Regions from separate parts of the Homo sapiens genome. Here regions 2, 3, 4, 5 and 6 are each linked to region 1. A link is a loop called in an ENCODE intact Hi-C map of the cell type or tissue named here. Cell type or tissue: heart right ventricle. All regions are shown on one strand. Links, peaks and the distances in the headings refer to the core of each region. The heading gives the core; the rest is flanking DNA.

Evidence for each region. Peaks named below come from ENCODE experiments on the same cell type or tissue, not always from the same donor. Only the 100,000 strongest peaks of a DNase experiment are listed, where the experiment ranks them.
Region 2: it touches region 1 in a loop (2.9-fold over the local background); 13 of 110 quality-filtered maps call a loop at or near these places.
Region 3: it touches region 1 in a loop (2.7-fold over the local background); 28 of 110 quality-filtered maps call a loop at or near these places.
Region 4: a loop joins it to region 1, with 3 times the contacts of the local background. A loop is called at or near these places in 7 of 110 quality-filtered maps.
Region 5: it touches region 1 in a loop (2.6-fold over the local background); 26 of 110 quality-filtered maps call a loop at or near these places.
Region 6: it touches region 1 in a loop (2.9-fold over the local background); 36 of 110 quality-filtered maps call a loop at or near these places.

The regions. Positions count from the first base shown.
Region 1 is chr10:51,958,436-51,963,457 of GRCh38, reverse strand. The region is part of intron 5 of PRKG1 (protein kinase cGMP-dependent 1); the gene reads right to left. Among named protein-coding and RNA genes, the nearest start is that of CSTF2T, 260 kb to the right of the region's middle. In heart right ventricle, for the core only: a CTCF peak has its summit at 2,864 (motif pointing right); no DNase peak of the experiment used is centred there.
Region 2 is chr10:51,420,437-51,425,458 of GRCh38, reverse strand. All of the region lies in intron 2 of PRKG1 (protein kinase cGMP-dependent 1), which reads right to left. Among named protein-coding and RNA genes, the nearest start is that of MIR605, 120 kb to the right of the region's middle. In heart right ventricle, for the core only: CTCF peaks have their summits at 2,660 (motif pointing right) and 2,673 (motif pointing right); a DNase peak (open chromatin) is centred at 2,668; H3K4me3 peaks cover 538 bases; H3K27ac peaks cover 2,110 bases.
Region 3 is chr10:51,386,818-51,391,839 of GRCh38, reverse strand. All of the region lies in intron 2 of PRKG1 (protein kinase cGMP-dependent 1), which reads right to left. Among named protein-coding and RNA genes, the nearest start is that of MIR605, 90 kb to the right of the region's middle. In heart right ventricle, for the core only: CTCF peaks have their summits at 2,104 and 2,304 (motif pointing left); DNase peaks (open chromatin) are centred at 1,928 and 2,296; H3K27ac peaks cover 1,767 bases.
Region 4 is chr10:51,874,885-51,879,906 of GRCh38, reverse strand. The region is part of intron 4 of PRKG1 (protein kinase cGMP-dependent 1); the gene reads right to left. Among named protein-coding and RNA genes, the nearest start is that of CSTF2T, 180 kb to the right of the region's middle. RefSeq lists enhancers at 267-326, 427-496. In heart right ventricle, for the core only: no CTCF peak of the experiment used is centred there; no DNase peak of the experiment used is centred there; H3K27ac peaks cover 3,168 bases.
Region 5 is chr10:50,990,088-50,995,109 of GRCh38, reverse strand. It overlaps a transcript of PRKG1 not described here. Among named protein-coding and RNA genes, the nearest start is that of PRKG1, 82 kb to the left of the region's middle. RefSeq lists an enhancer at 2,647-3,147. In heart right ventricle, for the core only: no CTCF peak of the experiment used is centred there; DNase peaks (open chromatin) are centred at 1,135, 2,469, 3,089, 4,119 and 2 weaker places; H3K4me3 peaks cover 3,790 bases; H3K27ac peaks cover 4,000 bases; H3K27me3 peaks cover 491 bases.
Region 6 is chr10:50,998,834-51,003,855 of GRCh38, reverse strand. It overlaps a transcript of PRKG1 not described here. Among named protein-coding and RNA genes, the nearest start is that of PRKG1, 73 kb to the left of the region's middle. In heart right ventricle, for the core only: a CTCF peak has its summit at 2,060 (motif pointing left); no DNase peak of the experiment used is centred there; H3K27ac peaks cover 3,545 bases.

The DNA of each region.
Region 1 (5,022 bases), core at 714-4,713:
TAAAAATAAAAATGAATGAAATTAATTTAAAATAAGACACTAGATCTAAATGAAAACTGCTTCACAGTAATATAAAAACACATCTTTTGTAGCTTTAGCATGTGCTTCTTTAGCACGTGCTAAATCATCATCTTAATGAACAGTCTTCTTAAAATAACTATCAACTTTTGAAGTGGAGAATTCAACTGCCTATTTTTGAATCTTCAGCAGATTTGGGTCTCCTCGTTGCCATGTAGCTAGTGATTTCAATACATCCACAGTAAATAGTAAATACTAATGAATGCTGTATGCAAGTTACACATTCATTATCAAATTTTTAGAAATCCGCCAGTTAATTTTTTTTACCTTTTTGCTACAGAAAGAATTCATTGCAAAAAAAAAGTTTGTGCCAAAACATAAAATAAATAAGCAGGTGTACATTTCTACTATGATAAATGACAAAACTACACTGAGAGCATCCAGCCTTTCTTGATAAACTCAAACTAGAAAGATTTCTCAGCTTCTGTTTTCCACACAAAATAGTTAAGATAAACCTACTCCATAATAATTCACATTTCCCCCACTCATCTCACCGATTAAATTCCTTGTAGCCTCAAACATTTTGAAGATATTAATATAAACATAGAGCTAGGCTCAAGTGGCTGCCAACAAATATATTGGTAGGGACATTAGTGCTGAATATTTCTCCTACAGCCACTCCACATCAGGAGCTACATGTGCCTAGACCACATTCCCCTGTGCACTTTGTTTTACAGTCAAAGCCTAATATGCTGTCCTTGAAAGGTAGACATTACATTAGTTAAATTATATCTGGAAAGAGTCAGGAAAAAAAAGCAGGATTATCCCTGGTGAACTCCAAATTTAGTCTCAATGAACACAGGAAGAGACCATGACCACAGCTGCAAATCAAAGGGAGGTTTACCAAATCCATCGTGGCTTATATAATATCTCACTTTAAAAAGAAAAGAAAAGAAAAGAAAAAGAAATCTGGAGCTAAATTAGCCATTCAAGACCTATGATCATCCTATTTGTATTTATTATTTCATGGAATTCACAGAACAGTCATACTAAATTGAGTCTACCCATCTTTGGGTAAGGAAACCGAGATCTCACAGCTATAATAGGGGGAAGCAGGATTTGAATCAAGGCTGTACAGCTGCAAGACTAGTGTTCCCACCCACCATTCTGAATGCCTCAGTATCTGACAAAGCTCCCAGAATTTGAACCCTAGATGTCCAGCTCCAGGGCTAGTGCTCCTACCCATCCTTGGTGCTAGTTTTTAAGAATCATTCTTCCCGAGCTCCTTCCTGACCCTTCTCTCCCAACCAAGAGTCTTCCAGCCTGTGGTGTACTCTTTGCTTTCAAGCCTTTAACTTGCCTCTCCTTGGTGGATAGATTTTGGATTTTTGTCCCCATAGCCCTTCAATCTAAATACAACTTGCTTTTAAACCCCAATTTCTTTAAAAGGGCATGATGTCCGATGGTGCTAGTTTTTCCATTTTTATTTACTTAATTTTTTATTTAACTGGGGAACAATTTTGTCTTTCCTGACGTGGATATCACAGATCAGTCTTCTGGTGGCTTACTTGGGATCACTACCTGGTCTCTAAATAACTGGAAGAGTAGCTGCAACAATGTCAGTACAGCTTGCCTCCAAAAACTACCTCAAGTATCGAATACACAACAAATAAAAACTCAAAAGTGAGCAAAGCTAACCAGAAATACATTCTGGTAATACACGTAAAAATTTGGACAATAACAGCTTGTGGGAGGGAGGATATGACTAAATCTTTTGATTTCAAACAAATAACAATCACCATGAATCTAGCATTTTATTCAAAGAGCATAGAAGAGGGAAGTCATCAATGTTTGTACTTTACCACATCCATCTCTACTGTGTACCTTTCTGGGTGTGTGTTATTGCATGTGCACTTGAGCACCAATTGCTGATATCTGTTAAATGTATTAATTACTCCTGCAACCATATATACCACACCTTACTTTGCACAGTTGACTCGAGCAACATGGGTTTGAATTGTGCAGGTCTGCTTAAATGCAGATTCTTTTTTTTCAATAAATACAGTGGGCCCTCCACATCTGCAGGTTCCTCATTCTCAACCAAACGCAGATCAAAAACAGTATTCCTGGGATGCAAAACCCGTGGACACGAGGGTCAACTTTTCATATCTGTGGTTCAGCAGAACCCACTGTGGGACTTGAGCATGCATGGATTTTAGTATTTAAGGGGATCCTGAAACCAATCCTCCCCCCACAATATCAAGACAACTGTATTTGGTATTATGTTAGTTCTGTAGAAATAATATCCTTCTCTAGAAAAGCTTATAATGAAGAAAGAGAAAATTACATTCACTAACCTTATAAAACTAACTTTTAAAAATTAAATATATTCAGTGAAACTAATGCCTTTTTTGGCACTTAATAGCCTGTGTGATAACATGAAGACTGGCAGAACACATATCAAATGAGCTCAATACTTCAACTTGCTGTCGCTAAAAAGCAACAATCACGCCTGAGTAGCATGGCATATAAAACAATTTGCATCCCAATATGTGGGAACAATCTAAATTCTTAGAATCCCTAAGCAGTTTCACAGGCTCTTTGTTGGCAGAACCACGAACTGGGGAAGTCGGATATCATGCTTTTGAGATCCTATTTGGAGTTCTTCTAAATGACAAGCTTGAGCATCTCTGCATAAAACACGTGATTCATCTCCCATTTCAGTTGGATCACAGACAATCTGCTTTCTAACATCTGCCTGCGAAAATCCAGGGCAGATTTCTTAAGACTCTGGTACCAAATATGGGTTACAGAAAAACTGGTTACGTCGTCTTTATTTTACCAATAGGTGGCACTGTGGGTAACGATATAGAATCAATGTGACACTACATGAACAGAAAAAATAGAAAACGGTTATTTTTGGTGGGGGGTGTGGTGGGGAGGGGGCAGGAAAAAATATCCCATCTTGTTTAAAAGTATCTTACTCCCATAAATATTTTTATAGTCTTATAATTATTATAGTTTATATAAGTTATGCAACTATTTTGTTGTATAACTACTGCTCCTGTTTTTTCCCTCCTTCATACCTTGTTTCCAAAGTCTGTTAAACTAACCCAGTTTCACATCTAGTCAATGAGAAGGTTGAATTAGCTCAAGGGTAGAAAACTCAAGTGCCTGTTAGAGCAGGTAGCTCATTTAAATGAGTTCAGAGGTTCTAAAGTAAGAGGATAAGGATGCTAAATGGTACCCATCCAAAATAATTTCCTTTTCAATGTTTTTGTTTGTTTTCTGGTTGGTTTGGCTTAAAAAAAAAAAAAGGAAACCAAAGTAAAAAGGTCTTTGGGAACAAATTTTTGACTTCTTGATTAGATGATGTCTAGAAGTTTCTGCAGCTATAGAACACTGTAATGGATCCTAGATTCTACTAGGAGAATATATAAAATCACACATATTTCTAATCATGTACATACATGAATATGCATAATTTTGATATCTTCAATCTGTGATAGCTCTGTTTATACTTAATGTGAAACAAAGTAGAAAGATATTTCCCTTACATTAAAACTCAGGGAAATATGAAATGAATTTAGAGAACACAAGATTCAATTATCTTCCAACTTTTTCCATCCTAAGTAACAGCATCACCACCCACTTGGCTCTCTGCAGTTAGAAATCTTGGCATCATCTGCTATACTTCAATCTCCTTCACCTCTGACATTTCATCAGTCACTGAGCCCAACAAATTTTACCTCCAAACTCTCTCCCTATTCTATTTCTAATTTTTAAACCCTATGACTCCTGCCCTAATTCAAACACTCACTGCCTAGATCTCACTCAACAGACTGAATAAACCCAACTGGAGCAGTGAGTACCTGGGGAGAAGGAGAAAAATTGTGACCAACCTAGGAGGCATCAAAGCTGGAACTGAGATACAAGACTCTAAGCAATGCTTACCCTTCCAGTCTTGTCTCTTGTATGCTACCTCAACGTACTCTACATTTCCACCTTCAGTTGCGCAGCAGTACTCAATATTATTAGAACTATCCACATGACACTCTTTGATAGGTTTCACAAACTGTAATATCCTTGACTGCCTAGCAAATTCCTAGATATCTTTCAAGGCACAGCTCAACTATTTTCTCCTCTACAAAATCTTCTCCAATTATCGTAAAATGATGATTAATTACTCTGTGATTGCATATTTGTACACATTTCTCACATAACACTATCACAACATGTTGAGTGTCTAGTCTATGAGAGAAGAGCCTGTCATTCATCTTTAATTACTGAATTACACCTGAAATAAATTATGTCTAAAAATCAGTCTGTCTGGTTTTGAATTCCAGCTCTACCACTAAGTAACCTTAAGATTTTGAGCAAGGTAGTGTAATTTTTAAGCCCCACGTACTCATCTAACAATAGATGCCACAAGACTGCTGTGAGGACAAAGTGAGAAAATGGCCATAAAGCACTGACTACAGTATTTGGCACAGGTAATCCACATCACTCACCATTTAGGTTTTAACATAGTCATCTGTAAAATATTGGGCTTGGACTAGAAGGCCCAGGTAATGCCTTCTACCTCTAACATTGTTTGACTTTATGTCCTGATTAAAGTGGAACTACTAATATTTGATGCTGTTAAACAAAATAGTTCTGGCCATGCACTGTAGCAGCAATCAGAAACAGTTGTAGCCTGATTCTATGTCAGACCATTTTACTGGACTTGAAATGCCAGGAAATATACTTTATTTAAAAATATATATAATTGCCTTAGTAATTTATGTTCCCCTGACATAGGCTTCTTCCCTTCCAACACTCATGTGTACACATATTCATTGACAAAAAAAAAAAAATACTCTGTAGACGTCCAACTGAAAAAAAAAAAAAAAAGGAACAACAATGGACGACCTATTCCTTGAAATACTTGAAGATCATCATAGGCCACAAAGGACCAAGTTATCCTAAAAAAAACTCTGGTCCAGTTTGTATCTGTATCCCTCT
Region 2 (5,022 bases), core at 351-4,350, 540 kb after region 1:
CATGTCAACTGGCTTGATTATGAGACAACATTGATCTCATTTGTATAAATGCAAAAATACAAAGTAGCAGAGCTGTATTTTTTAATAGATAGTGGTAGTTACATGAAAGACAAAACATTGATTACCGAGTTGTGTACACATTTTCTTCACAACTGGAACAATTTAATTAAGCACAATCTATTAGGGTAATGATCAGAAACATTAATAATTTGTGTTTCAGCACATTCCTTAAGAGATTACTATAAAGACTAAAATAAAATATCACATAATTTTCAGAATATGATCATGAATTTGATATATAGTTCTCAGAGTTAAACAAAATCAAATCTATGAGGTAATCTTTTCAAAATCTCAAGAAATACAGCATCTAACAAAATACCTGATACGTAGCAGGGGCCAGGACAAATGGTATATGAAGAAGGAAGGGAGAAAGGAAAGATGGGAGGAAAGGAAGGAGGGAGGGCTGTATTCTGTTCAGAAGATTTAAAGTGTAAGTAGAATATTAAAGAATCAATCAGGAAAATAATTTTAAAAATGTATATCCGCATTCCTTATGGTAATACAGAATTGAACTGTTAGAGAACAAAATAGCAGGGAAAATAATCTTTCTGGGGTATTAAAAGAGGGAATTAATTCTTGACTTCACCAGAAGGATCTATTTGCTACTGTGGCTAGTCTAATGCATCAGGAAAAAAAGCAATATGGTGTCATCTTAAAGCACCCTTGAAATATAAACACTAAGATAGATCAATTTAGAGAAACATGGGGGTCTTTCATCACCTATTAATAACAACAAATCTTAGTAGGGGTCATGTAACTGTTCCACAGTTATTCTTATTTAAATGTTTCATGGAAGATGACAAGAAGTACCTATATAGGAATATGTTGTAAACATGATCACATGGATATAATCAACGCTACCCTCCAAAGCAGTCTTGCAAGAAGACAGTTAATTTTAGGCAACAGTTCAAATCATTTTAACACAGGTACCTATTAAGATTATAACGCCATAGTTGCCTTTCCTTTTTTAAAAAAAATCTAAAAAGTTCTTGAAAGAATTTTTCTTTCAAATTACTGCTTTAGAAAATATTGGAAAGGTATCATATTTGAAAGATCTGTAATTCATAAGATAAAATTTATGAAATATATGTGGAAAAAATATAACATTAATATAGATATCCATGTATATATAAATAAAATGAATGATACTCTAGAATGGTCCAAAGAGAACTGGACTCAACTCTGGTTTAAAGATAGCTATGTGACCCCTGGATAACAGTTTGCTTTCTGGGCTTCAGATTCTTTTATGTTAAAATTAAGAGGGAGCAGAGTATGTTTTATCTTAGGTATTTTCCAACAATAAAATGCCAGAGTCTCAAATATCTGCAATTTGATATTTCAATTTAGGTACCATAATAGTCCAAAAGGCACAGAAGAGTCTTTGTATTATTTTTGGAAAGCATGGTCTCAGGACAATTGCAGCATAGGAATATTAAACATGACACAGCTCCAAATGTAGCAAACATAATATGGTAGTATAATTTAATATGATGATCATAGTTCAATTTATGCCCTATTTTTACCCTAAGTAAAACTACTATTCATTTATTTCTAAAATCTGCTTTTGGCCAACATATTTTAAATAAAAAATAATCACAGAAGATGAAATATTCCAGTGACCTCTGCGAACTATGTCCTAAAAATATTCATCTTAGCCTTCCAGATAAACCCTCAGGAGGTTGGAATAATAATGCTATAGCCATCATAATATAGATATTGCTTTGTTTATATTATTAATTGGCAATTGTTATTCATATTGAGGAATACCAATATATTGAGATCATTACAAGGAACAAATTTTCTCAAAAATTGAAAAATAAATTCAATCCCTTTGAAATACTTAAGTAGATGAGAACCACTGAGAGTCTTTATGGTGAACAGAAGGTTTTGTAGGAAGAAATCTGGAGAAAAAAAATCATCAGAATGAACCAGAAATAGGGAAAAGGAGACAGGATAGATGCCTATTTTTGGAAAAAGGAGGAACAAGGAAGACAAAGAGATATGAAGAAAGCAAATATCTCTTCTTCAACATTATTAGAAAGATGGTAGGTTGTTGTTTTAAATACGCAATTGCAAGTGCAAGAATGGAATTTATATTCTCAATGTGAAATTTCGAAGTCATTATTAAGAGAAAGAGATTGCGTAACTACTGCAGGTCAGGCTAGGAAGTCAGACATATCGAGTATGCTGATCAACCTGGTGTCATTTTGGAAAATCTCTTCTTCATGTGGAAAGAAGCAAGATGTCACACACTTGATTTGAATAGAGAAATATAACTCTGCTTGAACAGGGTGTGAATGGTTATTCTTTCTTCTTTCAGATCCTTGGGTTATTCACTCTTCAAACCACTATTATTTGGCTTCTATAAGTAAGGAACCGGTACATTGGTGTTTTTAGGGTTAGCTTCTATAATCCATTTTCAGAAAAAAAAAAAAAACCTATTTCAATGGAGATCAAGTGCTGTATACTTTGTAAAAACATCTTCACTCTTCAATCGCCCTCCCTCAAACCAGAAGCAGTGTCTGAATAATTCCTTTAAGTAAATTATAACCTAGCCCAGTTTTGATCAGATAAAGGCAATCATGACATTGTGGTACCTCCACTAGATGGCAGCAGCAGGCATGAGTGTGGCCCGTGAAGTGCTGGGTCACCAGGGATTTAAAAAACAAAAAAGAAACTTAAAAAGGAAAGGCAGGAGAATTTCAGCAGCAGAATCTTAGACAGAGGCCTGGAAACATACAAGATTCAAGATGAAAAAGGACAGAAACAAAGGACTAGAAACAGAAAACAATCACTAGAACTTGTGCTGTTAGGGCTGCTGAAGTTGGAGCTGACAAAGTATGTGAAGAGTCCCCCAAGTCTGGCCAAATTCACTCTGCCCTGTGTGGAGGAGCTGCCTGGAGTTGGGACATGCTTAGCAGGACTTCTCTGAGATGTTGCAAAGCAGAGGGGATGGGGCCGGCAACTGGCCCATGAAAACACGTGAATAATCAATGCAGGCACAGCTTTTCTCCCCTCTGTACTACCCATCATGCTAAACGTCTAGGACTCACCTAGCTGTGGCATCCTATGGAGTCCCCTTTCTTACAGAAACCTCACAGTGCCATCCTTTCCTAACTACAGAGTTTGGATCTCTTAACCAAACCAGAACACTTTGGAGTGAAACTATTGTGGTTAATAATCATGCCTGAACATCAAGCACAACTCAGGTTGTTTGGGCAAATAGAGATGTGTGGAGATCCAGTTCCTCACTTTCCTTCATGACAACTTTTAAAGCTCTCAGAGCCCTGGTAAGTAGATGAACTGAACTTGCCTTTTCATTATCTCTTCTCCACTCAAGGGTGCCTGGCACAGAGTAAGCAAACACTCTATAAATAGAGCTTGTGAAGTGAATGAGTAATGGTGGCTGATGCTGTCTTCGCATCTTCAAAAGACATTTGGTCCAATCTCCAAATTGTATGATTTTACAAATGTGGAAAACTAAGATTCAGAGAGGTTAAGTGACTTGTTCAGTATCAATATAGCAGTAAGTAGCAGAAACAGGCTAGCTCCTGACTCCTACACAAGTATTTTTCCATATCAGTGTTTCAATAGGGATCTTAGAATGAGTGGGCAACATAACTCAAACTAACAATTCAGTATCTTTGCCCTGTGTGAGTCAAGAACTTAAAGGAAGAATACATTACAAATCATTCATCCAAGAGGAGACATTATGACATGATGCTCTGGAGAGGGCACCAAAGCAAGTGTGCAGGAGACAGACATGGAGGATAGATAACAAAAAGGCGAGTTCAGTTCATCTACTTACCAGGGCTCTGAGAGCCTGAAAAGTTGCCATGAAGAAAAACGAGGAACTGGGGAAAGTGTCTCTCCAGGCAGGGTTGACCTGGAGAGATTATGACCTATCTAAAAGGTATCGGGGCCAGGCACAGTGCCTCACTCTTGTAATCCCAGCACTCTAGGAGGCCAAGGCAGGAGGATCACTTGAGGCCAGGTGTTTGAGACCAGCCTGGCCAACATAGCAAGATAACATCTCTACAAAAAACAATTTTTAAAAAATTAGCTAGGCATGGTGACATGTGCCTCATAGTATTAAATACTTGGGAGGCTGAGGTGGGAAAATTGCTTGAGGCCAGGAGTTCAAAGCTGCCAGGAGCTATAATCATGCCACTGCCCTCCAACCTGGGTGACAGAACAAGACCCTGTTTCTAAAACAAACAAACAAACAAACAAACAAGAAATAAAAGGCACAGAGTGCCATAGCTGCAGCACATGGCAGCCAGGTGGAAATACTGTTTCTTCAACAAAGACTTGTGATATAGTTTGGATATTTGCCCCTGCCCAAATCTCATGTTGAATTGTAATCCCCAATGCTGGAGGTGGGGCCTGGTGGGAGGTGTCTGGATCATGGGGGAAGATCCCTCAAGGCTTGATGCTGTCTATGTGATAGTGAGTTCTTACCAGATCTGGTCATTTAAAAGTGTGTGACACCTCCCCACTCCCTCTCTTACTCCTACTTTTACCATGTGAAGTGCCCGCTCCTGCTTCAGCTTCTACCATGATTGGAAGCTTCCTGAGGCCTCAGCAGAAGCAAATGCTTGCACTATGCTTCCTGCACAGCCTGCAGAACTGTGAGCCAATTAAACCTCTGTTTTAACAAATTACCCAGTCTCAGGTATTTCTTTAGAGCAAGGCAAGAACGGCCTAATACAACCTGAAGGTACAGATTTTATGTGAGATCTTCCCATGTTTTTAGTGTAAGAAAAGTTGTGAAACCTTTGTCAGCCAAATCAATGTATCTGTGGTTCACCTTTGACCTATAGCTACTGTGGTTCTCAGCCCCTAGATGATACCTCTGGATTTGCTGTTTTCACTGGTTTAGGGACGTGGGCTGGGCAGCAAGAATTTTCAAAGCACCCCAGGTGATCTGTGGTGCAACCATGATTAAGCCTTACAATTTAA
Region 3 (5,022 bases), core at 725-4,724, 570 kb after region 1:
TGAAAACACCACCTCGTATAAAATAAATTATCCCACTATGGCAAAAAAGCAGTCAATGCTCATGTCAACAAGAGAACAAAATATTCAGGGAAATTAAACAGTTTTGCAAATAGCAACTGATGAGTTTCTATTATCCCCTATTTCTTTTTGGCAGGAAAACAACGGAACAAAGTTGGCCCTATTGGCTCTGATGAGCCCTAATCCTTTCTCTGCCTAGAGCATTCCACCTAACTCAGAAGGTGGTAAAATCCTCCCTACCACCAGATGAAAAATGATAATGTACTTTAGTGATAATATGTGTAAGCCTCAAAAGGCAAAGCCAAAGTGTGAATATTCTCTCCTAAAAGAATAGAACCATAAATCTTCCTCAACAAATACATTGACTAGCACAGGTGCAAGCAGGAACTTAAACATAGAGAGAAACCTAAAGAAAGATTCCACCAGTACTCTTCCACCAACCAGATTAGCAAACTTTGCCTCTAGCACACCTCTAAGGAAATCAATTTCAATGGTACCCTAAATCCAAAGTTACACAATATGTGAATTCTTTTGTTGTTTTAAACAAATTTTTAAAACTCACTCACTCTGCAGGAGGTAAGTTTTATAATCATTCATTCTAGTAATTAACTAAGAAGGCAGCAATGTGTTCTGGAAGCAGAAAAAAGAGTTCTGTTTCGGACTCTACCCTTAGAGAGCAAGGATGAAGAAACTAGGTTCTAGAATAAGCCAAATTTGCACTCCTCCACAAGTTCTACAATCTTGGACAGCCTCTCCCCCTCTCAGTGCTACAATTTCTGCCTCTGAGAAATGAGGATAACACCATAATCCACCTCAAATGATGTTTACGAAGACTAAATCAAAACCAATTATCTTTGCGCAGGGTTTTTCAACCATAGGATTATATAATAGATGTTTTGGACTGGATAATTTTTTGTTGTGGAGTGATTTCCTGTGCATTGTTGGATGTTTAGCACCATCCATGGCCTCTACCCTGTAGGTAACAGTAATGACAATGAAAATGTCTCTAGATATTGCCAAATGTTCCCTCGAGGCAAAATTATACGTGGTAATAATCAATGCTTACTGCCTAGCAAATGGCAACTCCTGAATAAATGTGAGTCCCTCTACTAGAGTACTTCAGTTGGTGTTACCTGTTGTTATAAGGAAGAAGCCTTAACCTCACCTTAAGAAAGTAAATACCACCATGGACTTTAGGTATACTAATGTAATAATAAAGGAAAAAGAAAATTGTTGATAGACTAAGTATTATGCAGTGTTGCAATGATATTTATAGGTACACATGAACTCGTGTTATCTTCAAAGCTATCCTAGGGAGTCAAGACTAAGTTTTCTCCAAAATTCTTTCCCATGAACATATTGCTTAATGATAATTTTATAACCTGAAGTTGAATTGTATGTAAACATATTGATTGTCACCTTGAAACAAGTTTCAAAGTGCCTATGAATATACGCATGTCATGAATGTGTATATCAATGTATTTAGCAGCCTGCAGTTTCCAGGAATATGAACCTGTCTGTAAAGTTGAAGCCAACTTTATGGGCCATAAATGGACACTGCCAAGAGCCTCACCCAGTGATTCCAGTTAGTCATTTCAGATATAAAGCCATGGTATGTGGCTTGGTGGAATTCCCACAGAGTTTTGCACTTTGGATGTGTTCCACATGATTCTGCCTTAAATGCTGTACTATCAACTGAAGTGTGTATGGAGTTTTGAAACATTTTAATTCAGCTTATTCAACTGAATGCCTCGACCACAAACATTCCTGCTTACCAAGCACATTGGCTCTAGCTAGAATCAAGCAATTAGGGAGGGATGACATTCTGCCAGATTTTGCATATGGCCAGTGGACTGAAATTCATTTGGGTCCATAAACATACTTTTCCACAGATGGGAATTTCAAGAATTTGAAAGAGTCAAAGCAACCTTCTGGGAGCCCTCCATCTCCCTATCTAAGATGGAATACAGCTGTCCGATTGGGCTGCTGGCAGAAAAGTCACTGAAAGTGACATTTCTTAGTTCCAAGATGTTCTTGTTCCCTTATCATTTTATGTATTACTCAATAATCCATCTGTATATGGGAAGTAATTTGTGAGCTAATCCAGCATTATTATTTCTCTATATATGGAAAATAACTTATAAGCTAATCTAGTATTATTATCTCAATTTTTAAAAAGAAGTTACTGAGAATAAGGGAGCTTAACTAAGTTGGCCAAGGACTTGATGGGACACCCACCAAGTAGAAGGGTGAAAGTGCAAACCTAGAGCTGTCTGCCTGCCCCAGGATGCCCCCTAGTGGCTGACAGGCAATACCAAGGAAACTGTACAGCTGTGGCGGCATGTTAGGGGTGATCAATAGAGATGAAATTTAGTTAAGTAATTCTAGTACTGTGAGGAGTGTAAAAGAATGATCGGTGTTTGAATATTATTTTTAGGTTTTCTATCTGTGGGGTTCTTTTCCTAACCAGGACTGACCGCTTTTATTCTGTGGCATGGGGCACCAGGATAAGGAATAAAAAAGTTATTTCTCTAAGAGTAATGTCTTTGCATAAGATTAAAAGGCCACTTGCATAACGGAAGCAAAGCTGTAAAAGTTATGAAAATTGGTCATAAGAAAGAGGAAAAACAAGATATCTTTTAAAAAGATTTGTACTCGTTTCTTAAGGAATGTTTAATCAGAACTCTTGTTTCCAAACTACATCAGAGGCAACTTTTCCTACAAAAATCCTGTAATTGGCTATCACAAGTTATACGCCTGGTCAGTACAATTATATTGCATCCCTGAAGCATTACCTAGATAGACAGATTTAAGAAGAAACCTATTTTTGTATTAATACAATAGCAACTTGGAATCAATTACCATGTTTCAAAGGACCCTCATTAGATCTGCTGTCAGTTGCACAGAATTCATAATTTGTCTTTATTGCAAATGTATTTCTGTTATTTTCCACTAGCAACCAAAAAACTAGAACGCTGGTGAGAAAAAAACTTCCTTTTAACCAGACCACCTTGCTGGTTGGTATTCCTTATTACAGTACAGAGTCAACTACATTATTTTCACAGTGTACTTACTTTGACATGAGTTTACTGACAACTTTCCTAGACAATTTGTTTTTATAAAATATGTTATAGAATTATAAAGTTACCAAAACAATCTAGAGGCATCGTTGAGTGTTAGGAGAATTTAATTGGAAAGACAGAATTTTTTTTTCCTCACATGACATTGAACATTTCAAAAACACTGTTGCCCTTTTACTGAAAAGCTAATATTTCCCTCCAGATTTCTGATTCTCATATTCATAGGGCCTTTGGTAAGCTAAACTTTAACTTGAGGCTCAAGACTATATAAATATTTATCATGGACAGAAAATTTAAAAAGAAATCTTAGTGATTTTAGGCATCAAAAGAGATTTGTGTGGTGTAATAAAAGAGTCCTGGACTTAAATTCAGGGGGTTTGCATCTGATCTTTGATCTGTCACTATTTGAGCTAGTCTCACTGGACTCGGTTTCTTTACCTCAGAAGTAAGAGAGTCAGATCAGATGTCTTCACATATGCCCCCAAACTGTGGCAATATGTGATGGCTATAGGGAACACTTTAAAATAAAAGGGGGAATATACATTACTAATGAAAAGAAAGTGTCCCAATTCAAAACACCAACTCATAGTAACGGTCTTATATATGGCTTGAAACAAAAATGTATTTTAGGGTTTGATAAAAGTAAGTTTCAAAAATATACCACATCATTTCTTCAACTCTTAAATTAGAACATTAAATGTTAAACACTTTAAGAAATAAATGAAAAAACAAAAATATCATTGTCAGTCAACCCACTAACTTCAAAGCTGACATTCTTAATTTAGATAGTAAAAAACTGGATTTAATTTTAAAAATGACTTCATACCATATGCCCAACATTAAATGTTTATTATTAATAATAAAATATATCAGTAGCAGCAGTCACTTTTAGAAAACCAGTGCAACTTAGATAAGTCCAAATAGAATGAAATATATTAGAACATAATGGAGGAGAAGGGAAATGACTCCATGTGTAGAAATGAAAATACAACTTAATATGTTTAAAAGAAATAACAACTAAAGGGAGTTAGCAAACTACATGAAATAATTTTGTGTCCTGCTATGTGGCACTTAACCAGCCAGAAAGCTAAAAGCTGGCCTTTCGAATATTTGTCATATGAATGTTTCAATATCAATTCAGGTACCAAGCCTTCCTAAGTGAAACAGGCAGAAAACAGCAAGGGTTCATCATTGGGTTGGCAATAAACAGGTAGTAACTATTCCTGCTGGGAGAATTCATCTCTAAAAAGAGGTGTGATGGACTGCAAGGACTTTATAGCCAAAGAAAAATGACTGGCTACATAATTTGTAGTGCCCAGTGGAAAATGAAAATGCAGGGCCCCTTCTTTAAATATATATATTAAGTTTATTTAAATTTCATATATTTATATATAATATTTACATATTTAAACTTATTTTTATTTATATGTATATATATAAAATATATAACATTTCAAGAGGACCACTGCAGAACATTAAACCAAGTGCAGACCCCCTTGACCACGGGCCCTGTGGAACTACACAGTTCCCACATTTATGGGGCTGCTTGTCCTGTAGACAGTTCATTTCTTGTTCAGCCACTTATTAGTTCTGTATGGGACCTTGTGCCAGATGATTGGCTGCTCTCACCTTCAGTTCTTCATTCGTAAAATAATTAAAACTATATAAGTACCTCCATAGGCCTGTTGTAAAAGTCACATTGACCAATATGTATTATTTTTTAAATATACTAGTATCAATAGCTTGGTGGGTGAGGACACTCCTCTTTATGATTACAATTTATAAAATTCTATTTGTAAATCCCAACAGTTTTTTCTTTTCTTATGAGGTCTTAAGAAAGAGGTGAATTGATAAGCAATGAACATGAATATTCCAAAGCAGGTAACCATTTTTATCTCCAACACAAAGACTTTGTGGTTCTTAC
Region 4 (5,022 bases), core at 685-4,684, 84 kb after region 1:
GCTTGCCATAGTGGCCCGCTGTGGGATTCAGGTAGTATATTTGTGAAATTCCTTCCACTGAGTAACATCAATCGGATTTCAGAACCCAGATGCCCACAGGTGGCATTCAATTCCACTGTTATCTAGGAAAAACTGCAGTTGACTTCCCTAACTTCAGAGACCTACACTCAAGCCAGCAGGAGGAAAGATAAGCTCTGGATGGTGGCATCAGAAGACCTATATACTAAATCTACACATAGGATTTTTGTTTCCTACCAAGGGAGGCAGGTTTAAAGTCATGGACACATAGCTCTAACAGCTCAGTTGGGTTGCTCACACTGAGAGAGATGTAGACTTACAGAACTTGAGTAAAAAAGAAAACCTCAGAGAAAGTGACTCATGGTAGTTTCCTTGTCTGCAGACAATTCCCTCTTCTGTGCCTCAGGCTCTTACAGCACTTTATACTTCTGTCTACAACTTCTCACAGATGGACATGAATCATAGTTCTGTATGTGTTTGGTTCCCAAGGGATAGTAAGAGACTTGAGGCCAGCAACTTTTCTCGTTCATCCCAGGGTGACTCAAATGAAATGGGCCTCCTTGAGTCAGCCCTGAACTCACCCCAGTTCATCTTAAGACTAACAGCACAGTTACATAGCAAAGTGAAAGCAAAACAAAACTAATCAAAGGATAAAATGTTTACAAATATATTATAGTCCAGGTTTCTGCTATTTTTTAAAAGCCCAGATCATGTCACAGAAGTCCACTTAAGGATGATTACAGCCAAAAACAAATTGATATTTACAAGCAAATACATGTTGATGCTGGTTTCTTTCTATCTCCTGCCTATTCTGTTTTGATGTCAGCTTGAAATATTTAGAGGTTGACAAGGACAGAAACCAAAGGCCCTGGACTTATTGGACAGTTATAGATAGGTCAGTAATGCTGCCTCTGTGTGGGAAAGCTGGCAATAATGGGATTAGACATGCCAGTTCCATTTGCAGAGGTCTGGTTCTTAAATAAGTGACTCAAATGCTTTGTTTTGTCACTGCATTAAAGTCAATATGTGTGTGTCTGTTCTCTCTGTATGTTGATTTCTCTTTGACAGAAACTCATTATGAGAGACAGCTACTTAGGTGGAAGCTCATTTGGAATTCACCAAATAGCCAGCTCTAGTCAGTATGGGAAGAAAGGAAAATGGCTTGTGACAGGAATAAATCCTTCAATAGAAACTGTTGGTATTCTCCTTCTGGTGAGACTCTGGGGAGTAACAAAATTAGATGGTGAGTAGTTTCAGAAAAGGAGGACCTCAAGCAATTAGGCATCTCTTAGAAAGATGATTACATAGACCTATGGTATAAGGATAGGGTCCTTTCTTATAAAACTTTTTTTCTTAGTGATCCACCAAGGAAAATCATTTAGAATGGTTGTATGAGTAGTTTTATCTGGTATAGGGACAGCTAATTTGCTCTGAATATTTTTACATCCACTTTCTAGACTGATGTTATCCATTTGGTATAGATTTGCCACTTACATATTGAGAGGAGGTTTCTTACTGACACATCAAAGCAAACTTCCCCCTGTTCAACATAGTATATTGAGCCAATCAAAATAGTTGTGAAATAATAAAGTGTTCATACTTTAATGGTGAGCAGTGCTGGATACACACACACACACATATATTCACACATATATACATACATGCACACACACACATATATATTGCTTTATATTTATATATACATGTTTAAATTATATATGTTATTTATTACACTGTTAAACATTATTTATGCATTTCTGGTTAATGATGTCTAATATATACTTGGTAGCATGTTAAAAATATTTTTTAAAAATTGAATTATGTTAACTTAGTCATATGCTATCCTGAGAAGTAAAAAATACATATTTCTAGGACAATTTATCCATACACATGGGCAATAAGTTTATTTCCAGTGTTAACTGATTCCTCAACTATTGTAGTAGTGGTATCTTTCTGAAATTTCATCTTACTTTCTGAGTGTGCTAAGTTGGCCTAATTGTGAGACACATTCATTTAAAAAAGTAATTCTAATCTGGATGCTGCCACCATGAGGTGGGAAGTTGGGAAAAAAGAGAATATACTTCAAATTATCTTTATGGGAAAGTTAGTTGAGTATAACCTGAGGAAACAGCATGTCTTAAAGAATAGGGCAAAAATCTTTCAGAAGAAAAATCCTCTTGGTGTAATCTTTTTGAAATTGGTTCAATCTTCTTTACATTTCTGTTGCAAATGCTATTATGGAAAGATGTTCGGTGGTTATAGGCCAGTGATTACAGAGATTGAGTGCTGGGGTAATAAAGAAGTGAATTTTGAGGTTTTTAAAAATGCATATTTTACTTGGAAGCATGAGCTTTTGAAAACTAAACTGCTTTAAAATATAAAATATGTAATCAAATACAAATTCTTGTCAGAAAAATGCTGCTCAACAAATTGTACCTGTTTGCACTGATAAGCAAGGCAATAAGAGTTCTTTAGATACCATCATGCACTTACTTGATGGGAAAGTATAGAAATCCTACCAAAAAAAATCTGAAAATAAAGCTTATCGGGTTGTTTAAAGTTGTTTAGGTGAGAATCTAGCTTGGATCATAAAACAGTTAATCAGATGATGTTAGTATTCATGGCAGGCTGAACCTCCTGAAAAGAAAGATAATCTGGAAAGCTGGGTACAGGTGGTAGTGCACCACCTGTAGTCACAGATACACAGGAGGATTGCTTGAGCTCAGGAATTCAACACCAGTTTGCGCAACATGGGAGGGTGCATGGGGGGAGAAAGACAATCCTAAGAAAGGACCTAAATTCACACACAAAAAGGGACACTCTGCCAGAGTGTTTTGTTTTATGTGGGGTTCTCCCAGAAGCAGATCTGAGCCAAGGATTTGAGTGTGAACAGTTTATCTGTGAGCTGATCTCAATAACCATTGGTAGGGAAGGAAAGGTAGTCAATGGAGTTTTCATTACTAGGCAAATTTCCATTGTGGGGAACTGGAGCTTGATTCTGCTGGGTAATATTAGGAACCCAGGTAAAACCCAGGCCCTAGAGTTATCCCACCCCGGTGCAAGGGAACTGGGTATATCATACACAAGTTCTCGCTGGTCTCTGGGTGAGTGGTGCTCCCAGATTCATTAATTTCTTGGCACTTCCAGCTTGCCACATGGAGGCACAAACCATGCTCTGGTGGCAAGAGGCCCTCAAGCAAACACTTGCAGGTGCTGGCAGCTGGGAGTCTCAAATGGTAAGAAAAAGAAATATTGCTGGAACACTGACAACGTTTGCTGAACAACGTAACTGGCTGGCTATTCTGAATGAAATGAAAGTAAGCATGATTTGCCTAAGGCCTTATATAGATATTAAAAAGCAAGCAAACAAACAAAAACAAATATAAACCCCACAAATACCAAAAGACCTACCCTAGGAAAATTGAGATATGTGTGTAAGATACTACACTACACATTTCCATCCTACAGACTATGACAGCAAGGGTTTTTCTTTTATAAACAGGTAGATTAAGCAGCTACCTCTGTAGTCTGATTTGAGAAACAGAAAGGTCCATAAACCAAAATATTTCCTCTACTTCCCCCTTTCCACTATTTAAAATGCTTCCCTTTGAGATTTGTCACTTTGTGTGAGCTATATTACACTCTGTGTGTGTGTGTGTGTGTGTAACACAAATATACATATCTATGCACATAAATGTGTTCATGGATGTGGGGAGGGCAAATGTATTAACAACTTGTGGCAAGTTTATTTATTAATTAGCTCTCTTTAGGAAAAGAGACAGAGAAAGTGCTGTTTTTAAAGGGAAAAGGTAGTTCCTTTCCCCTTCCTTAAAGGGAAAACAGAAAAGTTTACAAATCCCATGTTCTAAGCCCAAACCAAAGGTAAAGGGTGCTGTGTCATTGACGGCATGTGCTCTGAAAAAGAAAAAAAAAAAAGAAAGAAAGAAAAGAAAGGAATAAAGGAGGAGGAGAAAAAGAAAGACAGAATAACTCTCTAGATAACACTTACCTATTCCAAAAATTTGTACTGGATACGTATGCTTGGCCACAACGACTTGAAGAACTCCAGGTGGCACCATTCTTACAAAATACAAAACGATGTTTCCCCCCAGAGTTGTGAAACATGATATCCTTGCACATATGGTTGGGTTATTTTCCCTTTTTGCTTTAAGTATTACTTCAGAATTAACTAAATTTGATCACATTATTTTTTAAATAAACATATTTAAATGTCCATGGAAAGTCGAAAGATACTTTGTCAATCAAAACATTTTTTAAAAATTTCATTAGGTGAGCTTTCTATTTAAAGAGAATCTGAGCCAGGGATGGTGTCAAGTGTCTGTATCTCAGCTACTTGGGAGGCTGAAGCTGGAGAATCTCCTGAGCTCAGGAGTTCAAGACCAGCCCAGGCAGCATAGCGAGACCCTGTCTCTAAAATCAGCCAACCAACCAACCAATCAATCAATTAATTAATATGAAGGGAATCTGGGGTGGTTTTTTTTTTAAAACAATTATTTGAAAATACAAATTTATCTGTTTGGTCTATTAAGATTCTCATGTGCAGTATTTTTTTTTTTTCATTAAAGCTTAAAGCATTTCTCACATTCACCAGTTACCAGCTGTATGGTCTAATAAAGCGCATTTGTCCACTATGAAGCAGTTTCTCTATCTCACAAATGCATTCAACACTTACCTAATTCAGGTGTGTTTGGTATTTCTAGTATTCCTAAAGCTACATTTGAAAGATAGAGTTGAATTTAATGGAAAAAGGTACTACTACTTTATGTTGTTTTCTTCTAATCAAGCAGGCTTCCACAGAGTGGAAGTGTTAAGTAAGAGGAAAAGGATGATTATTATGATAATTACCACTTTTGAAATATCTCATTTGTAAGGTCTAGTGGCTTATGAGAGCAGAGATTCTGGCCCTGCCCTCTCCCCAGAATCCAGGAAGTGTCTGGAACACAGTAGGGGCTCAAATTAATTATTTAATTACCTAACTAATTT
Region 5 (5,022 bases), core at 596-4,595, 970 kb after region 1:
ATCACTCTTTTCAATAAATAAAATTCCTACAGAGTCATCCTTCAGTATCCATGGGCGATTGGTTCCAGGACCTCCGAGGATACCAAAATCCACAGATACTCAAGTCCTTTATATAAAATGGTGTAGTATTTGCATAAAACCTACACACATCCTTTCATACACTTTAACTCATCTCTAGATTACTTATAACACCTAATGCAATATAAATTATATGTAAATAGTTGTTATACTGTATTGTTTAGAAGAAAAGGCTATACATGTTTAGTCCAGGCACAATCATTCTTTTTTTTTTTTTTCCTGAATAGTTTTGATCCTCAGTTGGTTGAATCCATAGATGTGGAACCCATGGATAGAAGGGGCCGACTGCACTTTCAGGCTACATTTCTGTTCTTGTTGGTATAAAAACTGGGTATTTTGATAAAGTTTGAAATGAATCTGTAGCATGAATAGTTATCATTCAAATGCTACAGAAATCATAACTGAACACAAGCTTTGCAATAACGCATTCTGTTTCAGCCCCAGCATGCCCTTCAGAACGGCACAGCCTTTTACAAAAAACAGGTGAGGTGTACTCGGGAGGCTGAGGCAGGAGAATGGCGTGAACGCGGGAGGCGGAGCTTGCAGTGAGCCGGAGATCGCACCACTCCACTCCAGCCTGGGCGACAGAGCGAGACTCCGCCTCAAAAAAAAAAAAAAAAAAAAAAAAAATTACAGGTGAGGTGATGGAATATCTACTTGTCAAATCCTTATCTGAACATTTTTAAACAATTTTTATTTTAAAAGTATCTTGTTTCATATTAAATATTGTATCCCAGAAATCCTTTAATAAATTATTTCCTTTCTTGGCCAAAATAAGGTATCTAGCCAAGGACAATTTAGTACTGTCTCTTTAAGTGCCAAGAAGAGTACATAATTCTAATGTTTACTCTCCCCATATATTATACCTGTCAAAACTTTTTAAACTCTAATGAGTCAGCTTGCTGAAAATAAACTCCACACTTCTATTTGAAAGTATGAAACTAAACGCTGAGTGGGAAAAAGTTTACCCTCACTCCCAGTGTAAATCAGCACAGAGAGGAAGTAGAAAAGTACTCCAGCTATTTGCTATAGACACAAATATGCACTGACGGCTACTGCGCATGATCCACTCATGATGAATGTTCCTACCCCTAACATGAAAATGTTGGGAAAGGGAGGGGAAGAGAGAAGGACAGAAGAAGGATGATGTGTGCATACCCAAGATTAGCCATTTCCTCCCAGTACATACAAACAACAACAACAACAACAAAACACCTCCTTTCATTCTTAGAGATTTCTTGCCTCTTTGAGAGCAAATCCTGAATGACAGTGGACTCTGGGAAGGAGGGCTTTTCTCCTGTCCCCTCCATATCCTGGTGAAATCTCCTCCCTGCTGCAAAGCGGTGCTGTTACTGTTCGAGGGGCATAGCCCAGACACAGAAATCTGAAATTTCAAAAATGCGATAAAGCCCTAGCCCGGCAGCCCTGGGAGGCGAGCAGCTGCCGGGTGACCGCTGATGAAGTGGCTTCTTAAGGAGGTGGGCAGATTGATTCCAGCTGCTGAGCGCAGGGCAGGGCAGCCGCTCGGAATGCACAGCCCGGCTGAGACAAGACTCAGCAGCAGCTTCCCAGGCAAGGGCAAGGCCAAATATTAGGTCTGTTTGCAGTCCTGAGAAAAGGAAGGAAAATGCCACTGTTCCATCCAACAGGGACTTTCAAGGCAAGATGGGCCCAAAGGTGCCATGTACACAGTGTTAATTCGTAAGTGGAATGTCACTATGTCACTCAGGAAATCTGAAAGCTGTCTTCTGAGATGGCTGTTCAGAAGGTCCCACAATTCCTTAAGAGGAGTCCTTTCTGCCTGATTCCTGTTTTTCTCCCCACTCTGGCTCCCAGCTCCTGGTCTTCTTCTAATAACTCTGAACCGCTGCTCAGCCTCCCTGGCTCCCCATCCCATATAATCAATACACAAGAGGGACTCCAGAGGCAGACACGGAGGAGGTGCAGTGGGCCAGTGGCAGACACTAAGCGCCCTGGAGCTGACCTGGATGGGGACAGTGGAAAGGACATGCTCTTCAGAAGAGCTTGCCTCAAAAGTGAGAGAGCTAAACGGAGAGAGGGGGACTAGTTTAGGAGTCCCCTGAGGGCCCCAAACTCAGACAGCAAATGATCTAAGAAGAGGGAAAGATTAAGAGAGGTAGGCGGGCATGAAGGCACTCCTAATGGAATATTCAATATCCTGAGAAATGCATTTTCGGCCCTGCACTTCCAGGGACTAAAAGCCAGTAATGGCTTTGGAGTCTGCACTTCCTCTCCCTAATGTCCAGAGGCGCTTTAATGCTGCAGCCAATCGATCAGCCTTCTCCGGTGAAGGCGACGAGTGGAGTGCAAAAGCTTCCTACTTGTGGCCAAAATCCACCCAGCCTCCTCTGCACACCCCAAAGGAGTGACATACAACTTTGAACTGGCAGGATTTGTCTCTTAAAGTGCCGGAGAGGAGGAAAGGAAGGAGCCCAGAGGCGTCCGGAGAAACAGCCTACCCTCACCCCTCCGCCTTCTTCATCCCAACTTTTCCAGGGAGGGACTCAGGGGAAAACAAAAAGGGAGGGCGCACTATCCACCTTGGGACAGGGCTGACGAGCAGCCTCAAATCTGCTTCAGGTGCAAGGTCACTGAGCGGACTCCAAACCTAGAGCAGCCTTAGGTGTTGAACTTCTGGAAGAGGCACAATCAGAGCAAAGAAACGTCCAGAAGGTGGGGTTTCTTTGCAATGTCTTGCTGACATCACAGCTGCCTTGAAAGTGACCCTGTGAATAAACCTCTCCCCTCCTCGCCCCCACGCTCCAGGCTGGATCCCTGCCCTAGAGACAAGCCCCTGTCCCGCCTCTCCCTGTCCCCGCATCCGCCAGCAGAGCTCGGGTTCTGGGCAAGTTCAGTCCCTAAGTTGAGCCCAACCCTGTCCAGCCTCCAGTCGCCCCTCCCTAGGAGGCTCGGACAGCCCCACTGAGCATGTCCAGTGGCCTGAGTCCGGGGGGTCGCCGCTGGGAAGCTCTCCAGGCCCCTGGATGGGCAGGGTTGGGTCCCTGCGTGGACGCTCCCAGCGGGGCGCACGAAGGACAGCCGCGCGACTGCAGCCATGTGTGGAGGGCACAAGTTAGCCCGCGCGAGTAAACTTTCCGCGGTCCTCCTCCCCACCCCCACGCCACAGGGGCGCGTCTCCCCGTGCAGCTCGCCTTTCCCAGCCCGGCGGAGACAAGCACAGCACGTGATGGGCAGAAATAAAAATAAACACTTCCCATTCCCGGGCCGCGGGGCCACCCCCACTCCGCGCGCCGCAGCGAGCAGGGGGCGCCCTGGGCCGACCCGCCCCCGCCGCCGCGGCCAGAGCCCCCAGCCTCTGCGCCGCGGGCCGGGACGAGCGCCCGGGCCCACGGCCTCCGCGCCTACCTTTCGGACTTGGTGAACTTCCGGAATGCCTGTCGGAGGTCGTGGAAGGACCTGTACGTCTGCGGCTCGGCCGAGATGCCCTGCGCCCGGGTGGTCCGGGGGCCGATGTGGGTCGAGGGCACTGGGAGCACCGACTGGCATTTGTGGAGTTTCCTCTTCAGCTCCTGAATTTCTTCCTCCTTCTCTGACAGCCGCTTCTCCAGCTCTTTGATCCTCTCCTCCTTGAGCATGAGAATCTTGGCAAAGTCTTCCTCTAGCTCGCTCATTTTTTCACTGAGCCCCTCCGCGAAACTTTTTCTCGGGCGGCGGCGGCGGCGGCGGCGGCGGCGGCGGCTGGGACGGCAGCCGGCAGCGGAGAGCGCGGGTGAGCGAGTGAATGGGCGCTAAGTACTCGAGCGCGGCGGAGTGCGCCCCTAATGCGGCGCGGGGAGCCTCCTGCTTCGATCCGCTTCTGCTGAATGGACTAAAAGCACCGAGGGGAGGATGAGAAGTCTAAAAGCGATGGAGAGGAGAGGCAGAGTGCTAATCTCCAGCCTCTCTGGGGAGTAGGTGATTATCTTTCATTGAGAAACCAATTAGAGCTGCCCTTCCTCCCCTGAGACCCCCTCCCTCGTCCCCCTCTCCTAGTCACTCCGTGAGAATACGCGCGCGCCACCCCACCGACAGCCGAGTTGCTAGCAGAGGGTTGGATCAGAGAGCCTGGTCCCACTCCATCACACAAAACTCACTCTTCCACGCTGTATGGTACCAAGGGAAGGGGGTGGGGTGGGGGGGGGGAGATTTATGCCACTTGATCCTTGAAATAGCAACAATTACCATGTGATCTGGCGGATGACGCAGCGCTTGTAACTGGATCCTAAAGAGTGTGAGTGTGTGTGTATGTGTGTGACATTTCGTAAATATTAAACTGCCTTTAGACAGTAACCTGCACAAATTCATCTTGGTCTTTGACTTTTACTTCTTTTCTATTTTTGATGCCTGGATGGATTCAGAAAGGAAGGCGTGTGTGTGTGTGTGTGTGCGTGTGTGTGTGTTAGTTACTTTGAAGTCTCATGGTTCTGACCCTAGTAAGAATGACAGGGCAATACCAGTTCCAAGGTTTTTCAGCGTAAAGCCTTACTGGACAGAGTGAACTAAAATTGTTGGTGGGGAAGTTGGATGAACATAGGGTAATGAGCCAAATGATTACGGAAAAGAGAAAGGCCATGTGTTAACTGTAAACTTTTTGTGTCTGGCTTTTTTTCCATCTACTACCCTTCAGTCTTGTATACAGAGCATCCAAATTATATCACAATCTCTTCCTCAATGGCTCAGAAGTGGTGGCCACCAGTGCTAAGCTGGGTCACACTACCAGTTCCAGTTTGGGGGAGAAATTGCATCTTTAATTATCTGTGTTTAGGTCTTACCTGTGCATCCACCATCTACCCTATGCTAAAAGGATTATTCTGCACAGTAGAATAATCGCGTATTCACGGATTCTTACAATTTCCTTTTTTATATCTATCACAGAGAGCATTTACATAACATAAGTCACTATTTGAGAGTTTGATTTGATAG
Region 6 (5,022 bases), core at 516-4,515, 960 kb after region 1:
TAAGCAAAAAGAGCAGGTTACTGAGGAGTGTTATGGAATTATTTTATTTCGGGTGAAAAAATAAAACCCTCCAAATAAGCAGGTGAGTTCTCTCTCTACATATAAAGATTTACGGAAACATACGGAAAGTTTAACATTGGGTATCTGCTGGAAGACAAGTAGAAAGATTGGGAGGAGAAAATAAAATGTTTATGTTTTTATTATCTGACAACCAGCACACATTGTTTTTGCAATTAAAACAATCAAGGAAGCAGACATAGGCTAAGAAGAGATTAAAGTCAGCAAGTCTGAGATTTAGCGTATGCTCATAAGTATCACAAAAGCATGTCCGGACTTTTAACATGGCAAATGGGGATTTGGTACCACAAAACAGAAACTTTTTCTTCTTTTTCTAATTGCTCTAATATCAAGAAGCCCAGAGATTCCACAGCCTGTCTCCTTTTGTGTGGACACCTCTCGTGATGCCCTGGAGTCAGATGGTGAGTCTGGGTAACCGGGGGATTTCAATGTAGCATGCTTCAAACCCTGCTGCTATACTTCGGGAATTTGTCTTGGCCTAGATAACAAACTAGAAAGATCAGAGAAAATAAAAGATATTACTGTCTATTGCTTGCTTCACTATGTCCAATGCAGGCTAGGTGTTCTGTTGTTGTTGTTGTTGTTGTTGTTGTTGTTGTTGTTGTTGTTGTTTTGGCCCTGCAGACACGAGAAAGCATACCCAACATTCAATCTACCCTTGGTTCTCTCTGGCAGTCATAGACAGTGTAACATTGTTTTTTTCCTAACCTAGGAAACATATTGACTACTGTCCCAGAGAGCATTTCTATACATTGATAACCTCAAATAAATATATCACAGAATTTCAAAACACTTTTTATAAAAGCATCTTATTGTCAAACAGGGCATGAAAATGTGAACTGTTCTAAATTCTCAAGTTCCCTTCTTGCCTGTTTATCTAAGTATGATCTAACACAGTATCTGAGCAAAAAGACCAATTAAAGAGGCCAAGGAATAGCATTAATCCAAAACTGACTTGTTTTGACCCAGAGTACAACTTCCTTTTACCACTGACCCTTGATTGCTGGGACAGACCAAAATAAGTACATTTCTCCTCAGCGTTAAATCACAAATGATGCCAGTAGCAAGACTGCTTCACATCCAGGCCCCTGGGAGGTTTCACATGAAAGGGGTCACAGACTGAATGAAATAGCCTTTTACAGGAAGGCTGAATGGCACTCTCTGAGGGAATATTGATCCAAAAATGTACAGCCCATTAGACCCAACCCACAATGTAACCCTGTGTGGTATAAGCCAGACTACTCTTTACCCTAAAATTTTTGAGAGGCAGTTTATATTCAGAGTAGAGTATCTCATAAAACACTTTGCTATTCTCTTAAAAATATTTAGATACATGTAAATAAATAATCATATTAACTTGATTATTAAAATATTTTTATAATGGGAATCTCAGATTACAATAGGCCACATTAAGATTTAATTAATTACATTCTAGAATCACAGAATTATCAAGGAGATCAAGCAACCTATTATGAGTTTCATCTAATAACTGATCTAATTTTTTCCTATAATAATTTTCTTTTAATTTGTTATGGGGGTAGAAGGGAGTGAATAGGAAGCCATTCCTTTAGTCTCCTCACACATACTTTTTTTTTTTTACTACTATTAATTTTCCATTATTTCTCTGTTTTCTCCTCTCAGCCAAATATAAGTCCAGAGGTTTCCTCATAGGGGTTTTAGGAATTTCCCAGAGTCAATGTTCAAAGAACTCTCCATGCAAACTGTACTCTTTGTTTCTCTATTCCTTAAGACAAACATCGAGAAGAAAATTTAGCTTTTTAAATATATTCCCCAAAACCACTACTAACTGGAAAAAAATGTAAGACCATATGTACTTGATAATACACTTTTCAAACTTATAAATCCTGATATTGAGAAAGTTATATATTTGACAATATATTTTAAAATTCAACTAAAAGCCATTTCAAACTCCTAGTGGAGCCCACAATTGTTAAATATTATACTTCTGCTGCCATCTTGTGGTAATGGTTGAAATCTCTCTATGTCTCCCCCTCTATCTTCTCCCCACCGTACCACCTCTTTTTTGTTGTTTTTCCTACATTTAGGAGGGTACTTCTACTCAAACCTTAAGGATTCCCTTTCTTAAGCCATAGGGGAGATGACCTGAACAATGCTCTAGAAAGAAAAGTGGATGTTTGCAAATTCCTCATCCTGTATGTAATATACTTCTTTTCTCCTTATATTTTTCTCGTTTAACAAAGCCATTCCTTTTAACAATATAATTTAATACAAAAAACACATAGTTTTAATTTGGAATAATCTAATTTTTTTTCTACAAGGAAAGGGAACAGATTAAGGGAAAATAAATGTGTATCCTATCAAAGATTTTTCCCTTCCAAACTTTTTCCAAATTGTTTCTTTACAAAGAAAGGAGTCGGGGGAAGCACCATGTATTTCTGCTATAAAATACCACATGATGGAATGGCTCTTCACAGCCACAGGCATCTACTGTCAGGAATCAAGAAGGAGCCTGGAGGAGGAAATGAGAGGCCTCGCTGTGGAGACAGTACGGGAAGTGAGAGCTCCCCAGGGAACCCAGACTGGATGGAAGTGGGTGCCCCAGCATCCTTTATTATTTCTAGGCTGGCCTCTTCAGCCATGGACCTCACTGTCTCAAGGCAAGAGAGTTTATAAATCTGAAGGAGGATGAGAGTCAAATGTTTTTCTGATGATGTATTAATGTGAGCAATTTTTAACCAGAATGACTTATCCTCAAAGCAAGAATATATTTCATGAAAACCACCATCTCCATCTAACTCTATGTCCCCACAGCAATTCCTATGAAGAAGTTGACAAACAGCATGCAAGGAGTCATTCAAACACAGATACAGAGAGAACTCGGCCAGAATTCTTCAAACAGGGCAGTGGGGAGCAAAAACACAAACAGGAGAACAATCCATTTCATTCCTTGTTGAAAATGACTTTAAAACAATCTTTCCCAAAACTTTCTTGTGTACCCTTATTGACATTACGCACAATCTGTATTTTTACACCTCATTCTTAAAAAAAAAAATCTATGAACTCTTAATACTTAGCCTTACCCTCAGCAACATAGCTACACAGCATGGATTTGATGTGATTGTTGTATGTTTTCTCCCAACACTTATTAAAATATCTATAACTATAAAATAAATTCACTTCTCTACCACATAGAAGCATCCCTGGTGCCACCAATTATATAAACATCACACTTTGGGAACCATTGTTATGAAATTCAGGTGCTGGCTAAGTAGAATCTAGTGAATCTTACATTTACTTATAAATAATTAGCGTTAAGTGACACAGAGTCAAGATTCTGATTTTCAGAACCATAGCTCAGATCAGAGGCTCTCAAACATTTTTTTCTGCAGTGATTCACAAGATAGATGACATTCCCATGTGCAACATACTCTTGTGAAAAGACAAGACTGTCTGTGGATTATGTGCAATTTCCTGCCATGTATTTGTAATCTTCCCAGTCAAGAAAGCCAACTGGAATGCAAGAAAATGGCTATCCCTCGGGAGGTGCCTGTGAGTGCACGCAATCTTATTTTTTAAGAAACAAATTATTCATGAATTTTGATTTTTAAGCCATTATTTACTCATTTCTACCTTACAACTAATCAAATACACACCATTGTCATGGCACCACAGTTAAACCTGCCAGAGTAAAGCACAGGATATTGGATTGAGTATTTTGGAGTGATATTTTTCTCTGAGAGGAGACCAAATGGAGTGTGAACTGGTTTTATTCTTGGGAAGGCTTCAGGATTTTTAAAATTTGTTTTTTAATACGTTCTAGATAGTGCTCCTCTTACCTCTTCTCTGAAAAGTAGCATGTGGGAAGAGAAATGTATGGTAAGCTGAGGTTTTTACTTGGCTGGAATTTTTACTGTAAACAGACCTGGTTTCTACCCAAGGGTTTACAACCTGAGATACAAAATAATTTTCTATTTGGAAAATTTTTAGCATATGTAGCCAAGTACCTTGGTGACCATGTGATACATGAAATTAGTATTATCTGCACTATGGGGGCAATGAGAAGCATCAAGAAAAATATTAACATTTACCCAAAGGCTTATAGATTTGCTTATTAGACAATAACAGTACCATATAGTTGAATAAATAGACCCACAAATATTTGCAAGAGGCAAACATACAATTATTTTTAGAACCCTATAAGGTTTTTGCCAGTACTTTTCCAGCATTTGAGGTCAGAGTACTCAAATAAAGACACATCTGAGAATTTAAAACACATTTTAAAGTACTCTCTAAATTGGACTAAAAAGGAAGGAGAGTCTGAATTAGGAATAAGTCCGAGAGGATAATTGAAGAAGTGTAGTTGCAATATACCTATTACAAATAAAACAGTCAAACTAAATCCTAACAAGCTGATTACAGTAGTCATCTTCCTGGATTTGCCTTAATAAATAAACACTCAGATGAAATCAGCACAGTCATGTTATCATCTTGCACATGAAAGTGCTATCAGTGGGTTCAAATACATAACAAAATCAATCCAAATCAAATCCTTGAATAACAAATTAACTGCTTAGGACTAATTTCCAAGAATATATAAAATCAATATGTACTAGAAAAAGGTTGAAGATGCGGCTAGCACACTGGACAGGAAAAATTACAGTGTTTTAAAACTTTTGAGTCAATATAAACTTAATATTGATTGAATTTAAAACTACATAATTTTCTAAGGTAGTATGGGTTTCTATCATATTCATATGTAAGAAACAATTTTAAAATGTTTAAAATAAAATCAACATAGTATACCCCAAAGTTGGTGATCCATCAATAATGTTTAGTGAGCAGTGCAGAGAAAGTTAAGCATTTTTAAAACGAACTCTGTTATTTAAGAACAGCAATAAGTAAAACAGGGAGATTAGTTTCTACTACCAGTCATTATATAATAAAACAAATCTATTTAAAAGA